Linked DNA regions of Homo sapiens: region 1 is linked to region 2. A link is a loop called in an ENCODE intact Hi-C map of the cell type or tissue named here. Cell type or tissue: HCT116. All regions are shown on one strand. Links, peaks and the distances in the headings refer to the core of each region. The heading gives the core; the rest is flanking DNA. Region 1 overlaps TNFRSF8 (TNF receptor superfamily member 8). Region 2 overlaps AADACL4 (arylacetamide deacetylase like 4).

What was found. A loop is a pair of places that touch in the nucleus more often than their neighbours do. Peaks named below come from ENCODE experiments on the same cell type or tissue, not always from the same donor. Only the 100,000 strongest peaks of a DNase experiment are listed, where the experiment ranks them.
Region 1: a loop joins it to region 2, with 5 times the contacts of the local background. A loop is called at or near these places in 25 of 110 quality-filtered maps.

Annotation. Positions count from the first base shown.
Region 1 is chr1:12,119,529-12,129,366 of GRCh38, forward strand. TNFRSF8 (TNF receptor superfamily member 8) reads left to right here. Exons shown (of 15, transcript NM_001243.5): 9 at 3,756-3,849; 10 at 4,187-4,299; 11 at 6,423-6,524; 12 at 6,655-6,708. Among named protein-coding and RNA genes, the nearest start is that of MIR7846, 42 kb to the right of the region's middle. In HCT116, for the core only: a CTCF peak has its summit at 5,434 (motif pointing right); a DNase peak (open chromatin) is centred at 5,463.
Region 2 is chr1:12,654,847-12,664,684 of GRCh38, forward strand. AADACL4 (arylacetamide deacetylase like 4) reads left to right here. Exons shown (of 4, transcript NM_001013630.2): 3 at 6,945-7,008. Among named protein-coding and RNA genes, the nearest start is that of AADACL4, 16 kb to the left of the region's middle. In HCT116, for the core only: a CTCF peak has its summit at 4,325 (motif pointing left); a DNase peak (open chromatin) is centred at 4,315.

The sequences.
Region 1 (9,838 bases), core at 664-8,663, 540 kb before region 2:
TATGAATGAAAACAGCTGTGAATATTCTTTTTTTTTTTTTAACATGTATGAATTTATCTTATATCTTTTATTATTATTTTTATTATTTTTAGAGACAGGGTCTCACTCTGTGTTCCAGGCTGGAGTGCAGTGGCATGATCTTGGCTCACTGCAGCATTGAACTCCTGGGCTCGGGCGATCCTCCCACCTCAGCCTCCCACAGTGCTGAGATTACTGGCATGAGCCACCATGACTGGCCGATTCTTGTACAAGTCTTTGGGTGGATGTATATTTTCATTTTTCATGGGTAAATACCTAGGAGGAGTGGCTAGGTCATTGTGCTGGTCACATAGTCAGAATGTTTTTGAGGACTAGTCAAAGCTGGATACCTCTGGTCTGATACAACCCCTTCGTTTTACACCCAGAGAGAAGCACAGGGCCGAAGCTAGAACCAGAATGCAGGGATCCCAAGGGTCAGCCCAGAGTACTTCCACTGGAAGACACCACCCACCCACCTCCTTCTTAGTTCTGAACCTAGAATTTACCCAGCTAAATTACAGTCACTTCAGCTAAATTACAATCAAGTTTGAAGGCAGCATAAAAACATTTTCAGACATAAAAGGTCCAGAAGGCTTTTCTTCCTATATCCTCTCCTAGGAAGATATTTGAAGATGTAATTCAGCTAAGTGAGGGGGCAAAAAAGAAAAACAACAGGAAGCCATGGAATCTAGAGACCAGCACTCCATCCTAGCAGAGCAAGGAAGGGAAGTCCCAGAATGATGTGGTATAGACCAGTTGAGCCAGATCAGAGCAGGAAAATGGAAGGAAGGCTCCGAGGAAGTGTTCCCAGGAATAGAAGAGAGAATTGTAGTAAATTTCATGATTAGTAGAGTTGAAAAGCCTGAGGATATGGTGAGGGCACACTGTCCTTTTATCAACAAGAAAAAGAAAGGCAATTGAAAACTCCCGGGAAAAGAAAAAGATGACAAGAAATATACAGTCCAAATATGAAGATGAAATTTCACCTGATTTTAAGCGATTGCTGGATGTACAAAAAGAGAATCTGTTTGGCCTTGATGCTGAGACAATTCTTTAAATGGCCCAAGGACTGGGTGTTTGGATTTAAAGAGAAGTATATCCATCTGGTAAATAATATTTTTTTTAGTTCTTAAATGGAGGCTGAGTAGGCAGGTTCTTTTCTTCTCTTCCAGTAGGCCATTACCAGAGAACACAGGCAGACCAACTAGGGGCTAGACAATGCCTTCTCCTCACCTTCAAATCCAAAGAGGAGGAAAAGGGGAGGATCACTGACTCAGGGAGGAAGAAGGAAAGTTACAAGTTAGGTATAGTATATTCAGAGAGGGGATGAGAGGCACCCAAGGGATACTAGGTTCCCCCCTTCTGCACATACAGGAGGGACAGCAGATCTGTCGCTGGATTTCAGCAGGTGTTTCAGCAGCAGCTGAGACCATGGGCCTGTCTAGTTACATCAGGCTGCCTTGGAGAGCAGGCAGGGGGCTCTCTCCTCATGATGCTGACTGGGAATAGCCACAGTTAATGGGTTTGAGCATCAGAGCTCCAGTCCACTCAAAGTAAGTGTTCACTGAAACCCAATGACCTTTCAAACACTGATTCAAATACTGATTAACGAGCATGTAGGAACCATCATAACACATCGCATCATCTTCCCCATAGTCTCCAGGCTCCAGCTAATTCAGGTAAGAGTCCAGTGACCTTCCCCAAAGAGGGGGGTTCCTCAGAACCCTACAATGCAAGAAATAAATTAATCCTGGCTTTACTTTTTTGTCTATTTGAGGAAAAATCTGAGAGGCGTCACGAACACTTTGTAGAGGGGAGATGTGGGTATGTGTGTGGGGTTGCTTTGTACCACATCAAAAAGGGGTGCCTCCACCAGGGCTCTGGGGGTGGAGAGGTGTAGTGACTGAGCATAACCCACTTCTAATGTGGGCCAAATTATCCTGCCCCAGAAAAGCAGGAAGCTTTGAAGAAGGTGCCCAGTCCCCAGGCAGGAGGCAGTGCCATCCAGAGGAGAGTGCTCTGGGCTGGAACTCGCCATCTCTGTTTCCTGGCTGTAGCTCCAGCCCTGCGGCTCTCTCCATCTGTAAAACAAGGTAGCTGGGTCAGACCAGTGGTGGCCAGCTATGAACTGGCCTTCAGAGACATTCCGTCTGGCCAGCATAGCAATCCAGCCACCCTTCCTAGGCACTCAAGAGGAATGAAATTATACGTTCACACAGAGGCACGCACAAGAATACTCACAGCTGCCTTGTTCGTCATAGTTCAAACTGGAAACAACCCAAATGTCCATCAACTAGCGAACGGGTATGTAAACAGTGGTTCATCTGTACAACAGAACGCCATTTGGCAACAGAAAGGAATGAAGCTGAATGAATATCAAAAACATTATGCAGAGTGGAAGAAGCCAGACCCCAAAGAGTACATACTGCATGATTCTGTCGACATGAAATTCTGGAACAGATACACTCCTCTATAGTGACATAAAGCAGATCGGTGGTTGCCTGGATCTGGAGGTGGGGGCAGAGTGAGTGAGGAGGGGCACTAGGGAACCTTCTGGAGGGATGAGAATGTTCTGTATTTTGATTGGAGTTAGTTACCTTTGTCAGAACTCATCAGGCTGTACACACTTAGGGACATTTTCTTTTTTTATTTTTACTTATTAAAAATAGAGACAGGGTCTTGCTATGTTGCTTAGGCTGGTTTCGAACTCCTGAGCTCAAGTGATCTGCCTGCTTCAGCCTCCCAAAGTGCTGGGATTACAGGCGGGAGCCACCCTACCCTGCCAGGGGATACTTTCTTGTATATAAATGTTGCCTTAGGCTGGGCATGGTGGCTCACGCCTACGATCCCAGCACTTTGGGAGGCTGAGGTGGGCGGATCACTTGAGGTCAGGAGTTCGAGACCAGCCTGGTCAACATGGTGAAACCCTGTTTCTACTAAAAATACAAAAATTAGCTGGGCATGTTGGCAGGCACCTGTAATCCCAGCTACTCAGGAGGCTGAGGCAGGAGAATCACTTGAATCCGGGAGGCAGAAGTTGCAATGAGCTGAGATCGTGCCACTGCACTCCAGTCTGGGCAGCAGAGGAAGACTCAATCTCAAAAAATTAAACATAAATAAATAAATAATTCCTTAATAAAGTTGATTTAAAAGAAAAAAACTTTAAAAATTGAGGCTGTATTTAAACATTAGGCGATTTCAGTTTTCTCTTAAAAGCAAAAGGTCTAGCGTCACTGTTTCACCTTCCTGGGTGACCACAGCTGTTAGAGACAAGTAGCAACTTCTCCACTTTGTTTTATTTATTTTGAGTCTTTCTCTGTCGCCCAGGCTGGAGTGCAGTGGCATGATCTCAGCTCACTGCAGCCTCCACCTCCCGGGTTCAAACGATTCTCCTGCCTCAGCCTCCTGAGTAGCTAGGATTACAGGTGTGTGCCATCACACCTGGCTAATTTTTGTGTTTTTAGTAGAGATGGGGTTTCACCGTGTTGGTCAGGCTGGTCTCGAACTCCTGACCTCAAGTGGTCCTCCTGCCTCAGCCTCCCAAAATGCTGTGATTACAGGTGTGAGCCAATGTGCCTGGCCAGCTTTTCCACTTTGATCTTTTGAAACACAAATCTGACTGTCTTAGCTCCCACGGTGTTGCCTCGCTGGAAGCCACCAGTCCCTGCTGGTTAACTCTTTCCTGGAGACACCAGCCTCCTTGGCGCTGGTTCTCAGATGTTACGTCCCCTCTGCAGATATGGCTGAGAAGGACACCACCTTTGAGGCGCCACCCCTGGGGACCCAGCCGGACTGCAACCCCACCCCAGAGAATGGCGAGGCGCCTGCCAGGTGACTCCCCCACCCCTTCTCTCTGTTTGGCTGCTGCAGGAGGGAGCTGTCCCTGCCATGCCCAGGGGATGCCTGGGAGGCAGCTGGGCTGGGGGTGGAGGTGGGGCCTGGGCTGCTCTTTTGTTAAATGTGTGCCCATCTCTTTGCTGACACCATTGGAAAGCCAGAAGGCCTTGAAACCCAGTCCCTGCCCTCAAAATGCCTGGCAGAGACTCGGGGCAGAGGATCTAGGGGCCCAGGCTCTGGTTGCGCAGTCTCCAGAGAAAGGGAATTATTCCTGAAGACCCACTTCCCTCTTCCCATCTTCATCACTCCTGCCTTGGGCTTCTCCCCGCAGCACCAGCCCCACTCAGAGCTTGCTGGTGGACTCCCAGGCCAGTAAGACGCTGCCCATCCCAACCAGCGCTCCCGTCGCTCTCTCCTCCACGGGGAAGCCCGTTCTGGATGCAGGTAATGGTCCCAGCCCACTCACCCCTACTCCCAGCAGGGGCTTCCTCCTGGGGAAGTGTGGATTGGGGGAGCCAGGAGGGAGCTTCTCCTTTGTGGGTATGGTCTGAGAAGGGGGATTAAGGTTGACCCCAGGTTTCTGGCTTCTTGAGTTGGTGCTGTGGCTCTGGCACTTGCTAGTGACTATTCTTTTCTTTTTGAAACAGTCTCACTCTGTTGCTCAGGCTGGAGGGCAGTGGCACCCATCTTGGCTCACTGCAACCTCCACCTCCCAGGTTCAAGAGATTCTCCTGTCTCAGCCTCCCGAGTAGCTGGGTTTACAGGCGCTTGCCACCACGCCTGGCTAAATTTTTTTTTAATTTTTAGTAGAGACGGGGTTTTGCCATGTTGTCCAGGTTGGTCTCAAACTCCTGACCTCAGGTGATCCACCTGCTTCAGCCTCCCAAAGTGCTAGGATTATAGGTGTGAACCACTGCGCCTGGCTGCTAGTGACTATTCTTTAATTCTTGTAGGCAGGAATTTTTTTCACAGCTTCATCCTCGTGGCTTATAATTGCTACTCAGAAAATAGGTCTTTGTTGATTGATTTCATGACTTTGACTAGTTGTTCGAGCCTTTGAGCCTCAGTTGTCTCATCTATACAATGGTAATGGCAGAGACCGTGCAGGGTTATAAGCAGTGTAGCATTGTAGACGGCCTCTGTCAGAGTTAGCTCTTAGGCTGGACGCGGTGGCTCACGCCTGTAATCCCAGCACTTTGGGAGGCCAAGGTGGGTGGATCACGAGGTCAGGAGTTTGAGACCAGCCTGGCCAACACGATGAAACCACATCTCTACTAAAAATACAAAAATTAGCCAGGCGTGGTGGCGCGCGCCTGTAATCCCAGCTACTCAGGAGGCTGAGGCAGGAGAATCGCTTGAACCCGGGAGGCGGAGGTTGCAAGGTTGCAGTGAGCCGAGATTGCACCGCTGCACTCCAGCCTGAGCAGCAGAATGAGAATCAGTCTCAAACAAAACAAAACAAAACAAAACAAAACAAAACAAAACAAAACAAAACAAACAAAACCCCCAAGAGTTAGCTCTTAGGGAAAGATGCCAGGTTACTCATTTTAGGACTTGCAGTTCTAGTGGCTGACACGAGGTGGCAGTAGTGCTCCGGCCAGAGTTTCTGAAAGTGCGGTCCCGTCTGGCAGCATTGGCACCGGCTGGGAACTTGTTAGGAAAGCAAATTATGGGCCCCATCCCAGACCTAGAGAATCAGAAACTGCACTTTAACAAGATCTCCAGGGCACTCATGTGCACATTAACGTTTGAGAAGCACTTAACTGGCATATACTACTTTTTAAACATCTAAACATGGACTTCAATAAAGTGCAATCACTAGCTCTATGATCTCTGTAAGTGACAAAAGGGAAAAACGAAGCGAGTTTAGTACCGAGGTGTGAAGAAGTAGATCTAGATAGGGGTTAAGAGCGTGGCCCTGCAGTCCCCCCGGCCTGGCCTGGCCTGGGCTGGGGCTCTGCCACTTACTCTCAGGGTGACCTTGGGCAACTTAACGAACTTTCGTGAGCCTCAGCTCCCCTCATTTTTAAACTGAAGGTAGTGACGGTGCCTAGGGCATAGGGTTGGGGATCATTCATTCAGGGAACGCTTGTGGGGTGTGTTTATGTGCAGTGGGGACTCCATGCCTGCCCTCATCAAGCAGGTCTAGAGGGTTGGCCGGGAGGGGACTGGGTTCAACCTCTTCCTTCCCCTCACTGCTTGGCCCTCCCCACCCTGACTCCGGCCACACCAGCAGTGCTGCCAGATGCCGGTCACACCGGGCCCTCGTCCACAGTCCCCAAATTTTGGTCTATTGGACCTCAATTCCTTTGTTCTGGCTCCTAGACGCCTCAATTTCTCACTCTCTAGACACAGTTTGCCCTTCTCTCAGCCTTCAATAGTTGATCAGCTTCCTGGAGCCAGGCGAGGGAGGGCTGGATGAGATAAGAGCCTTGGCTTGGAAAGGACCTGTTGTTGTTAGCCATGATGGAAGCTGTGTCCCAGGAGAAGGAGGAAGTCGTCTGGGGCTGGGGCTGTCTTGTGTGGTTGCAGCAAGGCAAAGAGTGTGGGGCGTCTCTGTGTTCCAGGGCCAGTGCTCTTCTGGGTGATCCTGGTGTTGGTTGTGGTGGTCGGCTCCAGCGCCTTCCTCCTGTGCCACCGGAGGGCCTGCAGGAAGCGAATTCGGCAGAGTAAGTGGCTGTGTCCTTGGGGCCTTGGGGAGGACAGGTTGCTCTCTGCCAGCCTGGCCTGGGTTCTTTCCCTGCCTGCTCCTGCTCTCTGAGGCCGCCACCCCCAGCCTTCCTCCTGGTGTCGTTTCAGAGCTCCACCTGTGCTACCCGGTCCAGACCTCCCAGCCCAAGCTAGAGCTTGTGGGTGAGTGTCCAGCCGTCCAAAGGGGCTGCCCGAGCCAGAGGAACACAGGGCAGCTCTGGGCCCGGGGCGTGGGCTCCAGAGACTGAACTTCTACCCCAGCCTCGAAGCTCCCTGTCTGTGGCTCCTGTCGCATTCTGTACATCTGTAGGGATGCAATGTGGGTGAAAACTCATGCGTGTGGAGAATGCAATGAGGTGAAGACTGTACTGGGTGTGACGACTGTGTGGCTTGCCCAGAGCAGCACCTGGATGGATGCTGGCATGAACGTTTAAAAGTCTATCTTGTCTGTCACTTTTTCCTCCAGTACCCCCAGGGGGCATTCCTGCCAGCCTTGCCTTCCTCTCTACATTCTACCCTCCCTTTCTCCCTCTCCCTCCTTCTCTTTCTCTTTCCCCTCTCTCCCCCTCTTCTACCACCTGGCAAGTCAGCCCAGGGGCAGGAGGGGAAAGGAGCACATGGGGCAAGAGGGACCCTGGTTCTGCCACTTACAAGCTGTGTGACCCTGGGTGAGTTACTGAATTGTCCTGTGTCTCAGTTTCCTCATCCGGAAAATGCAGATGGTAGAATCTACTTCAGAGGCTTGGCCTGTGGATTCGTCGAGGTCGGGCTGTTAAGCGCATCGTGGAGTACCTGCCTGCAATCGGTGGCTGCTGCCTATTGACAGGCTGGCCTGTGCCTGGGGCTTTTTCCTTCCTGGAAGCTTCAGGCCTTCCTGAGTCCTGGGTGCTTCTGACCCCCTCCCTGGTCCCTGCACTCTGATCCCTGCCCAGCCTCTGGGCCAGCTCTTCCAGGCAGCCCTTGGGAGCTGGAACCCTCCTCACCTGTCCAGGCAGGGTCGTCTATACAGCGTGTGTCTTCTAGCTCTCACCTGGGGCAGGGGGCTCCCAGCTATCTTGTGCCAAGCACCTTCTCTCTCCTGGGCAGCCCCTTCAAGGCAGGCCAGGGTCTTCCTCAGCACTGCATGGCATGGATTGGGTGCCTGCTCTGTGCTGGGCTCTGATGGGGGAATCGTCTGAGCCTTCGTTTCTGATTTGCAAGGTGGGCTCCCATACAGGCTTCCTGTACTCCCCCAGTGATGACCTTTGTTCTGCAAGGAGGAGGCAGGGCTCAGCAAGGTGGACGGCTGGCCCAGGGCCACACAGCCTGGCAGTGGCACAGCCAGCCTCAGGCACTGGTCCTAGGGGTTTTGGTTTGTAAAGGGCTCAGCCCTGTCCCCTCTTCCTTCCCCCTGCCAGCTCTGTCCACCATCGCAATGCCTACCCAAGAGCCACGTGCTCAGCCTAAGGCCAGGCCCTGGCCCGTCCCCTGATCTCCCCAGGACCCTTGCAGAGGCCCTTGCATAGGCTGACTGTTGACTTGGGCACAAAAACACAGTCCACTGAGGCATGTTTTGAATTTGACGAGTTTCACAAGCAAGCACTGTGGTCCCTGTGCAAGGGGGGTTTTTGTGTTTTGATAGTTTCAAGCCTGTTTCCATGACCTGTCAGGCTGAGTGTCTCATTGAAACCGGCGTTTGCTTTCTTGACATTTTTCTAGTATTAGAATTTCCATTGCCGTCAGTTTATTTTTTTTCTTCAAACCTCTGTGAGAGCAGTTTTGTTACAGAAGAAAAAAAGAAAGAAAGAAAGAAAACACCTTCCCCTAAGAAGCCAGGTCTACAAAGAACTGAGCCCTGAGACTCAATGGTGGACATCTTATCTCAGGTCGTTTTTGACCCTCTAGCTTCTGGTGGGACCTTGGGGTCTGGGTTCCGAGGCTCAAGATGGACAGAAAGTGAAGCCAAGACAGGCAAGCTCACAGAGCACCGGGTGAGAATGGACCGAGCTGGCCGGATGCCCCTTTCCCTCCTGAGCCGTGGGTGGTGAAGGAGGGAAGGAGCACTGGTTTATTGGCACTGGTTTATTGGTTCGTTCATTCATCTATTCACATGGTCTTCACGGAGCACTTCCTCCTTGCAGGCTCTGTGCCGGGCCCAGAAGCTGTTCTAGCTCCCTCCAAGCTTTTAGACTAATTCCGACTGCCCGCAGAGGCCAAAGGCAGACGGGAGGGGAGTGTGCGCCCCTTGGCCTCCCACATCCCAGACCTGGGGCAGAGGGTGCTCTTGGTTCCTTTGAGCAGTGAGCACATCAGGGATCTGTGGTCCGTGCAGGTGCGATGAGAGGCCCACCAACCAGCCCTCGAGTGGATCGACCTTCCCGTGTGTGTCCTCGGTGACAGGCATTTGCAAAGCACACACGTGATCTCATCCACTCCTCCGGTGGCCTGTGAGGTACTTACTGTTATCCCCGTTGCACAGATTAGCAGCCTAAGGCACAGGATGGTGAAGTAATTCGTTTAAGGCCACGTGCTGGGTGAGCCGTAGGACGGGGATTTTATCGTGGTTGTTGAGATGTTTGTAAAAAGATTTTTCACCCTTGGCACCATTGACATTTGGGAATGGATGGTTCTTTGCTGTGGAGCGCTATCCTATAGGACGTTGTACAGCCCCTCTAGATGCCAGTAACCTTCCCTACTTGGGACAACCAAAAATGTCTCTAGACATTGCCATGTGGCCCCTGGGGAAAACCTCCTGGTTGAGAACCACTGGTCTAAAATTCTTTTTTTTTTTTTTTTTTTGAGACAGAGTCTCGCTCTGTCACCCAGGCTGGAGTGCACTGGTGCCATCTGGGTTCACTGCAACCTCCGCCTCACGGGTTCAAGTGATTCTCCTGCCTCAGCCTCCTGAGTAGCTGGGATTACAGGCTCCTGCCACCATGCCTGGCTAATTTTGGTATTTTTAGTAGAGACGGGGTTTCACCGTGTTGGCCAGGCTGGTCTCAAACTCCTGACCTCATGATCCGCCTGCCTCGGCCTCCCAAAGTGCTGGGTTTGCAGGCATGAGCCACCATGCCTGGCCTTAAAATTCTTTTAATCCTTCATTTTTATGAGCACTTGAGTCATTTTCTATTATTCCAGGGAGATTTAGGTTGAAAGAAATTCTTTTTTTGTTTTGAAACAGTTTCAAACTTATAGAAATGGTATAAGTATGAAGAATTCATTTTGACCTGAACCATTTGAGAGTAACTGACTGACTGGATGTCTCTCACCCCGAAAACTTCAGTGTGTGTTTCAGACAGACAAGGGTGTATTT
Region 2 (9,838 bases), core at 532-8,531:
CCCTCTCCGGGGTAGGGGTGACCAGGTTAATTACCCACAGGTGTGTTGACTCAAGCCTTTGTCAATTAATCTTTACTGAATAAATACGAGTCTCGCTGGCTGGTCAGGGCTGTGGCCACTGACTCTTTACAGCACCTTGCTTGGTGTCTGTAAACGGCTCGGACACTCAGCCGGACTGGCAAAGCAGAATACATGTCAGTACATGTTATTCATCCGTTGTTGGGTCAGGGTCTCGCACATCCCAACAAACAAATGGGACATTCCGACATAATTAGAAACTCATGAGTTAATATATATACTATATAGACTATACTATATATATGGTCCTAGCCTGCAGTTCAGGGGTAAAGTAAAGCACTTTGATTTTGGGGTGCCATCAACACCTGTGACACTGTAGTTTTTGGAGGATAAGGGCCCAGGGTGGCTGTTTAGGAGAGAGTAACTGGCCCCTGAGTCAATTACGAAATTAATATTTTTACCAGCCATGTCAAGAGTCACTGAGGCTCCTCAGTTGTGATGACCATGATTTTTGTGGGGGCTGCCAGGAACCTCAGGCCTCTTCAGTTCTCAGTTATGGCCATTATGGCATCGGGTGTCCCCTGCCTTCAGAGCTCAGGGCAGTCCCTTTTCCAGTGGGCCTTCTGCTTGTAGTGAGGGCAGGGTCTAGGTGGGCTCCCTGGCTGGGACATCATTGCTCCAGTGTCCCAGCTTTTCACACTTGAAGCAGTAACCATTGCCTGCAGGTTTGCTGTTAGGCCCGTTTCACCAACGACTGAAGCCTCCCTCTGGGTGACCCTGGGTTTGTGGGGCACTGGTTGCAGAGTTACAAGGATGGCTATCATTTGGGCTTGCACTTCATCCCATTGTTTGCCATGCCGGGTCTTTTCAGCCTTTTCAGCCCTGTCCCTATTATTGAATATCCCAAAAGCTACATCAAGCATTTGATTAACAGGCATTTGGAGTCCCAAAGCCAATTTCTGTAATTTTCTCCTGATGTTGGGCACTGACTGGCTAATAAAGGGTTCTGATAAAGAGCCATGAAGGCCTATATATATGGTATTTCAGTCCATTTCTCCTGAGATTTACAAAAAAGACCTAATCACAAGATGGTATTAAAATTTAGGGTTTCATTCTCTGGCCATTGCACCCTATTTTCCAACTTATATTGGGGCCAAATGGTGTTATAGAAAGAAATGAGTTTCTTCTAAGCCCATCAAGTTTAAAATTACTCCAGTTTTTAAGAATGTGTCCCAAAGGGGAGTTGACAGAGACGGAAAGTTACCCATGGCCTTGGCTTGTCCTTGGCATGACTTGAGACAGAAGGGGAAAATAACAGTATGGTTCCCTCATGGATGGACTGGTCCTGGCATTTTATGAAATGTCCCTTGTGATTGGCCAGCTCCATGTCCACACCAGGGAGACAGGCATCCCAGTTCCCTTGGCTGGCTGCCTCAGCATCCAGGCATCCCTGGAGCCCTACTGTCCTCGGCATCTAGGCATCTCTGGAGTCTCAGTGTTGCCCAGGCATCTGTGGCCCCTGGGGCTTTGGAAATGGGAAGGTCGAGAAGGGCAAGCTGTGGGCCTGCAAGCTTGCTGATATCCATCTGAACATTTACCACCAGGTAAAGCTTGGGAGTAGAGATGATTCAGTATGGCCAAAAAATAGGGACCTTGAAGGGAGCACTTGGCATTCCAGAGAACAGTATCTAAGGGGCCTACCCTGCTGCGTCTAAAGAGTTCACTAAGCTTTCGGGTGAAGTGTGAGGAAGAAGCATGAGAAGAGAAAATCACAACAGTAAGGTTTAAAGAAAGACAAGGAGAAAACATTTTCCAACTAGCGTCAGTGTATTGGCACAGCTGGTCCCTTGGGAAAACAGAAGCCCCTTCCCAGGAAAAAGTCATAGTGCTCCTTGGAAACCATCCATCCACTGCCTGGTATGGGTTTTTACCCTACCACCCTCATTAGCCTCGTGTCAGGGAGGACCATGGTGCCTCAAAGCTACTCAGTGTAAGGCTGGGCATGGTAGCTTATGCTTGGAATCCCAGCACTTTGGGAGGTTGAGGCAGGTGGACTGCTCGAGCTCAGGAGTTCAAGACTGGCCCTGGCAACATGGTGAAACACCCCTTCTCTACAAAAAATACAAAAGTTAGCTGGGCATGGTGACACATGCCTATAGTCCCAGCTACTCAGGAGGCTGAAGCAGGAGGATTGTTTGAGCCCGGGAGGCAGAGGTTGCAGTGAGCTGAGATCACACCACTGCACTCCAGTCTGGGTGACAGAGAAAGACTGTCTCAAAAAAAAAAAAAAAAAAAAAAAAATCAAACAAACAAAACCCCAAACTACTCTGTGTAGGTTGAAAATTTCTCATCTCTGCTTGTGACCCATCAGGGTGAATTGGGTTTTCCAGACTGAGGGAAACAGCAGCAGGGAGGCAGGCTGTAGCTAGCTCCAAGAAAGAAGGAAGAAAGTAGTAATTCCAGAGAACAAGAGGACTCAAACTAAGGTTGGAGCGGGACTTACCAATTGCCAGTGGTTCTAAAATGGGAGCGATGATGTTCCTGACTGGCTCGCCACAAAGATGATACTGCTGGTCTGGGGGAGGTCCCCAAATGCCATTGGGACGTTGACCCTCGCCAGTGTTCAGGCTCTTGACACTATCATGAGAATGAATTCAAGGACGAGTCAGAAAATGGTGAAAGTACGGAGATTTATTGCAAAGGGAAAAGCACATAGTCAAGAAAAGAGTGCAGGCAGACTCAAGAGAGACACGTGCGAGGAGGATTGGGGCTGCTACCTTTATAGGTTTCTTTAACCAAGGGGCGGAATATTCATGAAAATTCCTGGAAAATGGCGGAGTTTTCTCAGAACTGTGGTGGGTCCACACCCATTCTGGGACCAAAATGGGTGTCCCAGAACTGCCATGGTACTAGTGGGTGTGTGTTTAGTATGTTGATGACATAGAAGGAGGTCCTAGGAGAGACTCAGGTCAAATCCGGTGCCATGTTGGGTCCAGTCAGTCTTAGCCAGCTTGGCCAACACCCTGGCTTTTCAGGGTTTTATCAGTCTCTAGCTTCTGCAGCCATTTCAAGTTTCCTTTTGCTCATTGTGTGAAACTGCTGCCTGGAATTGTCTTGTCTTGCCTTCTCTTCTCCCCTTCTCTCTCTCTCTCTCTTTCTTTCTCTTTCTTTCCTTCCTTCCTTCCTTCCTTCCTTTCTTTTTCTCTTTCTTTCTTTCTTTCTTTCTCTTTCTTTCTCTCTTTCTTTCCTTCCTTCCTTCCTTCCTTCCTTCCTTCCTTTCTTTCTTTCTTTCTTTCTTTCTTTTTCTCTTTCTCTCTTTCTTTCTCTCTTTCTTTCTTTTCCCCTCCCTCTCCTCCCTTCCTCACTCCCTCCTTCCCCTTCCTTCCTTCCTTCCTTTTTCTTTCTTTCTTTCGAAACAGAGTCTTACTCTGTCACCCAGGCTGGAGCACAGTTGCACAATCTCAGCTCACTGCAACCTCCACCTCCCGGATTCAAGCGAGTATCGTGCCTCAGCCTCCCAAGCAGCTGAGATTACAGGCGCGTGCCACCACACCTGGATAATTTTTGTATTTTTAGTAGAGACGGGGTTTTGCCATGTTGGCCAAGCTGGTGTCGAACTCCTGACCTCAGGTGATCCACCCGCCTTGGCCTCCCAAAGTACTGGGATTACACGGGTGAGCCACCACGCGTGGCCTGGAATTTTCTATTCTCCTGTAACCACCCTGTGTTATTCCTGTCTCAGCCTCCCTGGACATCTTATCTAAGAACTCTCCTTGCTGACTGCTGCCCTGCCCTGCACCCCTGTATCCACCCCCGGCGCTGATGCTGCCCTGCCCTGCCCCCCGTGTACACCCCGTGCACTGATACTGCCCTGCCCTGCACCCGTTTCCACCCCCAGCGCTGATGCTGCCCTGCCCTGCACCCTGGTCTCCACCCCCGGCTTCATCCTTGTTAATTTTCTTCAGGTACTTGACACAGTCGGAGCTCATTTTGTTCTTTCATGGGTTTCCATATTCAGTACTTGACTCCCCCACTAAAAATGAAGAGTGCAAGAAGTTTTGTTTGTTGCTGGATCCTCAGTGCCTGTTGTTTTCATTTTTTGAATTGAATGAATGAATGCACGAATGAATAGATGGATGGATGGGGGAATAAGTGGATGAAAGGATGAGCTTGCGAATGAACAAATGGATATGGATGTATGGACCGACGCATGGACACATACGAGAAAAATTTGCCCATAGGAAAAGGCGGGCTTCTCCCGGTACATAACTTCCCCGAGATTAGGATGTACTGCCACCTGGTGGTGGGAGTGACGAAGGACAGTCTCTAGCTGGATCTGTTGTCATGGGAACAGAACCCAGTTCCTGGCCTCATGGACCTGACAGTCACCTGAGGGAGCTGGACACTGAAGTTATTGCAGATCATGATAACACAGGTGGCATGGAGAATCTCACAGCATCATTCCGATTTAGCTCTTCTCATCAGAGAAGTCAGATTTGACCTCAGGCTCAATGGATGAGGAGGATCTGGCCCTTTGGAAGCCGGAAAAGAGCCTTCTAGGTGAGGGCCGGGGCTAGAGGGAGGCACTTGCTTCAGGCTCCAAATTCAGAGGATGCCAAAACATTCATTAATCAAGATAAGTAATATTTTAATGCAATGTTTAAAAAAACAAATATTAATGCAAAACAATTATGATGAACAAAATGTCAAAATGTATACACAGGCAGGACCCAACAGGGCACAGCAAGTGTGCAAGTGAAAAATAGAAGCCTGTTTATATACATATATATATTTTAAGGACAGGATCTTGCTCTGTCACCCAGGATGGAGTGCAGTGGCGTGATCACAGCTCACTGCAGCTTCCAACTCCTGGGTTCAAGTGATCCTCCTGCTTCAGCCTCCCGAGTAGCTGGGACCACAGGCATGCACCACCACCCCTAGGTAATTATTTATGTATTTGTTTGTTTATTTTGAGACAGGATCTCACTCTGTTGTCCAGGCTGGGGTGTAGTGATGCAATTATGGCTCACTGCAGCCTCAACCTCCTGGGCTCAGGTGATCCTCCTGCCTCAGCCTCCTGAGTAGCTGGGACCACAGGCATGTACCACCATGCCTGGCTAATTTTTCAGTTATTTGTAGAGACGGCATTTCCCTGTGTTGCCAGGCTAGTCTTGAACTACTGGGGTCAAGTGATCCCCCCACCTTGGCCTTCCAAAGTGTTGGGGTTACAGGAGTGAGCCACTGTGCCTGGCCTAATTATTTTTACAGAGACGGGGTCTTGCTATATTGCCTAGCCTGGTCTCAAACTTCTGGGCTCAAGTGATCCTCTTGCCTTGGCTTCCCAAAGTGCTGGGATTACAGGTGTGAGCCACTGCACCCAGCCAAGCCTATTTAAAATTTTGATATTTTGTTCAACATACAATTTTTTGGCATTAATTGTGATTTCTTAATTGCATCCAAATGTTATTTTTCTGTATGGCTGAGTGTTGTGGGGCTCCCTTGATTTTGCACCCAAGGCGATGTCTTGCCTACCTCACCCTAGTCCTGGCCCTATTAAGTCTAAGTGGGAGGGACAGTAAGTGCAAAGCTCTGAAACAGGGACTACCTGACATGCTTGGGAAAGGAGGAATGTCTGGGTTACATCGGGAAGATGACACCCAGGTTGGCCCCGGGTGTCTAGCAGAGGTCTTTACTTTGTCTGGGCCTTAAAATCACCTGCGAATTTTAAAGTCATATTCATACCCAGATCATACCCCAGGCTAAGTGGGCAGGACCCAGGCATCAGCATTTTTTTTTTGAGATGGAGTCTTGCTCTGTCACCCAGGCTGGAGTGCAGTGGCATGATCTCGGCTCACTGCAACCTCCGCCTCCCGGGTTCAAGCAATTCTTCTGCCTCAGCCTCCTGAGTAGCTGGGACTACAGGCATGTGCCACCATGCCCGGCTAATTTTTGTATTTTTAGTAGAGACGGGGTTTCACCATACTGGCCAGGTTGGTCTCAAACTCCTGACCTCGTGATCCACCCACCTCGGCCTCCCAAAGTGCTGGGATTACAGGCATGAACCAGGGCATCAGTATTTTTAAACAGCTCATCAGATGACTGCAATGTGCAGCCAGGGCTGAGACCTACTAGTATGGAAACTTCAACTTAGGGGCTGACTGCTCCGACTCAATTTAGACCCCTCTGTGCCTCTGGCTCCATTCAGAACCATTGTCATCTCCCTCAAAGAGCATTAATGAGGCATGCACCCACTTCAGCAACCTCCTCCAAACCCTGGAATTACCTGGTGTGATTTAGAAAATCCTGATGCCTGAGCTTCCATGCTAGAGATTCTGATTTAATTGGTTTGAGGTTTAGCCTGGGCCTGAGGACTTGTAAAAACTCCCTGGTACCTCTATGTATGGCTGAAGTTGAGAATGACTGCATTAGAAGTGTATTTGGCAGTGATTCTGTGTCTGCCACTGTGCTAGTATGTTCTACGTACTCATATTGACGGACCTGCCTCTGAGAACTTCATATGCACCACTCTACTCATAGAAACATCCCGTCCAACCCTTGTTTATTTCTTGATCAATATAAATTTATAGTTATTATTAACATCCTAGGGCAGGCATGCCTAACTTCCCTTGGTTTTTTTCCATTTCAGATCACTAAGATTTCCAGGTTCCTGGTTTCCTCCACTGTAAAATAAATGTTGCAGAAAGTGAGCCCCAAGGTGAATTTGAGTCCCAAAATTCAGGAGGCTGGGGACAGATGTATGATTTGGCCTGGTTTTTTGGCTCTGTCCAGGCAGAGGAGGCAAGGATAGAAACAGAGAGGATGCCACACCCCACACCAAGACTGTCAGCTGGCTCTTCCTGGGGGCTGTGGTGAGATGGTTTGGGTCCTACTCATGCGCTGCTGCTCTGAGTGTTTTTGTCTTGCAGATTGTTACCATGGCCTGTGCAATTATCTGGCCCGGGAGACTGAATCTGTACTTCTGATGATTGGGTGAGTTTCTGGAGACAGCTGGTAGGTTCCACAGGGGTGAGAGGAGATAGGGTAAGTTCATGGGTGATTTGTAGATCAGAGAGGCCCTAACTCCCAAGAGGCAACTCTTGGACATGCATCCACAGAGACAGGCGCAGCAGTGCTCGAAAGAGCAAAAACCTGAAAGCAACCCACATGTCCATGAACGGGGGCGTGCATGAATAAACCTCAGCACAGCAACTGTTAGATTACATAGCCAAGAAGATATTATGGATTTTTCCACAGCCATTTAAATAAATGAACTAGAAAGGTGTACCATGTTGCAAATGAATCTTAGTAGTATAAAACTAAGTGAAAAATGTTCAAAAAATTACATAAAGCCTGATACTCATTTTGCAAAGGTAAAAACGTTAAAACCAAAAGAATACTTTCGAGGAAAACACATAGACGTAACAAGACAATGTAACATAGAAAGAAAAAAATGATAGATACAGGATTCAGGGTAACCATTCATTAAGTTGGAGGAGAAGCAAAATGGCATGATGGTGGGGTTGGTGAAGGTGATGCGCAAGATTCTGGCTGTTGTTTGGGGTGATGGTTCTGCAGGTGCTTATTGCATTGTTAAAAACTAACTAAGCTTCTGGTCCTACAGGAACTAGTGTTGAGAGTGTCTTAAGATACAACCCTGGTCCTATAAAAACAAAAGGGAGATGGAGGCATCTTTAGAGTGGATGGAGGGGGCAGTAGGGGCTACTCACTAGGATTCTGGTTCTTGGCTCAAGAGATCTCACATCACTGGGAAAGAGTTTAGAGAAGGCCAGCGAGAGAAATTAAAATCTGCCTTTTTAGATTCTACCTCTACAATGGACCTCCTCAAACCTTAGCTGCCCCTAGGCTTTGGTAGACAGAATAGCTGTGTGACTTAAACAAAGTCACTTAACATCTCTGGTCCTCTCTGATGAGATTGAGGAAGCCAGCACTTTCTAGTATTCATCAACATACCTCCCAGGTGGCTTACCATTGTGTCTGAAATTCCACCATTACAGTCTATGTCACCAAAGCCCTTTGTGATAATAAAAACATCCCTTGAACAGGTAGCACATAAAGGTATCAATAAGCACCTGCATTAATACCTTGTAGGAAATTGCTTAGGATGCCATTATCCCAGATACTTAGACCTGGTGCACGGGCCAGGGCAGTTTTGATAGAGTGGCTCATGGAGCTGCATGCACAGATAAGGGCTTCCAGGAGGCTGCAGGGAGACAGTAGCTGAGAGGAGACTCCCTGAGAGACACTGAAGGAAGGGAGATGTCTAAGGCCTGGATGGGACTCCCTACCCGAACTCTTGGAGAAGATGGGTCTTTTGACCTTTGGTTCTGCGAAGCCTTCACCTCTGGGTGAGTTTCTTAGTTTGGGCTGCTGTAACAAATTACCATAGATGGGGCAGCTTAAACAACACTTTGATTTCTCAGAGTTTTGGAGGCTAGAAGTCCAGGATCAGGGTGTCAGCATGGTCAGGCTCTGGTGAAGACCCTTTTCCAGGCTGTAGACTGCCAGCTTCTCCTTGTATCCTAGAATGGCAGAAAGAGAAGCCAGAGAGCTCTCTAATGCCTCCTTCATAAGGGCACTAATCCCATTCATGAGGGCTCCACCCTCATGACCTGATCACTTTCCTAAGGCCCCACTTCCTAATACCCTTGCATTGCAGTGTAGGATTTCAACATGGGAATTTTAGGGGGACACACACATTCAGTCTATCACAGTGAGCAAGAGAGAAGTGTAGGGAGGCACAGGAGAATTTCTGCCTCTTTCTGGCAGGTCACAGATTTTGCCAATAGAAAGTACCTAATATTTGTTATCCCCTTCATCATGTTGGAGTCATATATTCAACATTTGGTGAGGAGTATTCATTTCTAGAAATGGGAAAATGAAAGCTGAGGTTTGTACTCTCTGCTACCAGGTGAAGGGGCCACCTCCCTGCAAGGACCCTCTAAGAAGCATGTGTTTCGCCTGAGCTTAAATAGGAACCTGCTTCGATAACATTGATAGATTTATCAATATATTGACCATCTAGGAAATGGCCAATAAGATTATTGGGTGATAATTGTTTCCTAGATGGGCACTAAATTATGCTGCAATCAATCAAACTCTATTTTGAAAGATGAGGTGTTAACTTTTAAAGGAAACAAAATTCAAGGTATAATAGAAGGAAGTGTTTTCAAAATGGTTCTTTTGAACCCTAGAGTTCCCTGTGATGCCTTAGAGGCAGCTATGGAGGTCAAAGAAGAAGAAGAAAGAGTGAGGGCTTATGTTCCTTACCCTTGGGCAAAACCAGAACAACTGCATTTGTTTATTTTATACAATGGGGCTCTCATATAATTTTTTTCTTCGAAATGAAAAAAATAATTTTGTCGTTCTAAGTTGAAAGCCACTAGTCTAAGGTGTTATTTTTCCTTATGAGCTTCTTCCAAATTTAATGTGATAATTAGAATATACCTTTTTGATGTTTTCTTTTCTTTTTCTTTTTTCTTTTGTTTTCTTTCTTTTTTTTTTGAGATGGAGTCTCACTCTCTCCCAGGCTGGAGTGCAGTGGCACAATCTCGGCTCACTGCAACCTCCACTTCCTGGGTTCAAGTGACTCTCCTGTCTCAGCCTCCCAAGTGCCTGGGATTACAGGCTCCCACCACCACACCCCGCTAATTTTTGTATTTTTAGTAGAGATGGGGTTTCACCATGTTGGCCAGGCTGGTCTTGAACTCCTGAGGTTGAGTGATCCTCAGCCTCCCAAAGTGCTGGGATTACAGGCGTAAGCCACCGCCCGGCCTTGATGTTTTCAATGATAGATTGTAAG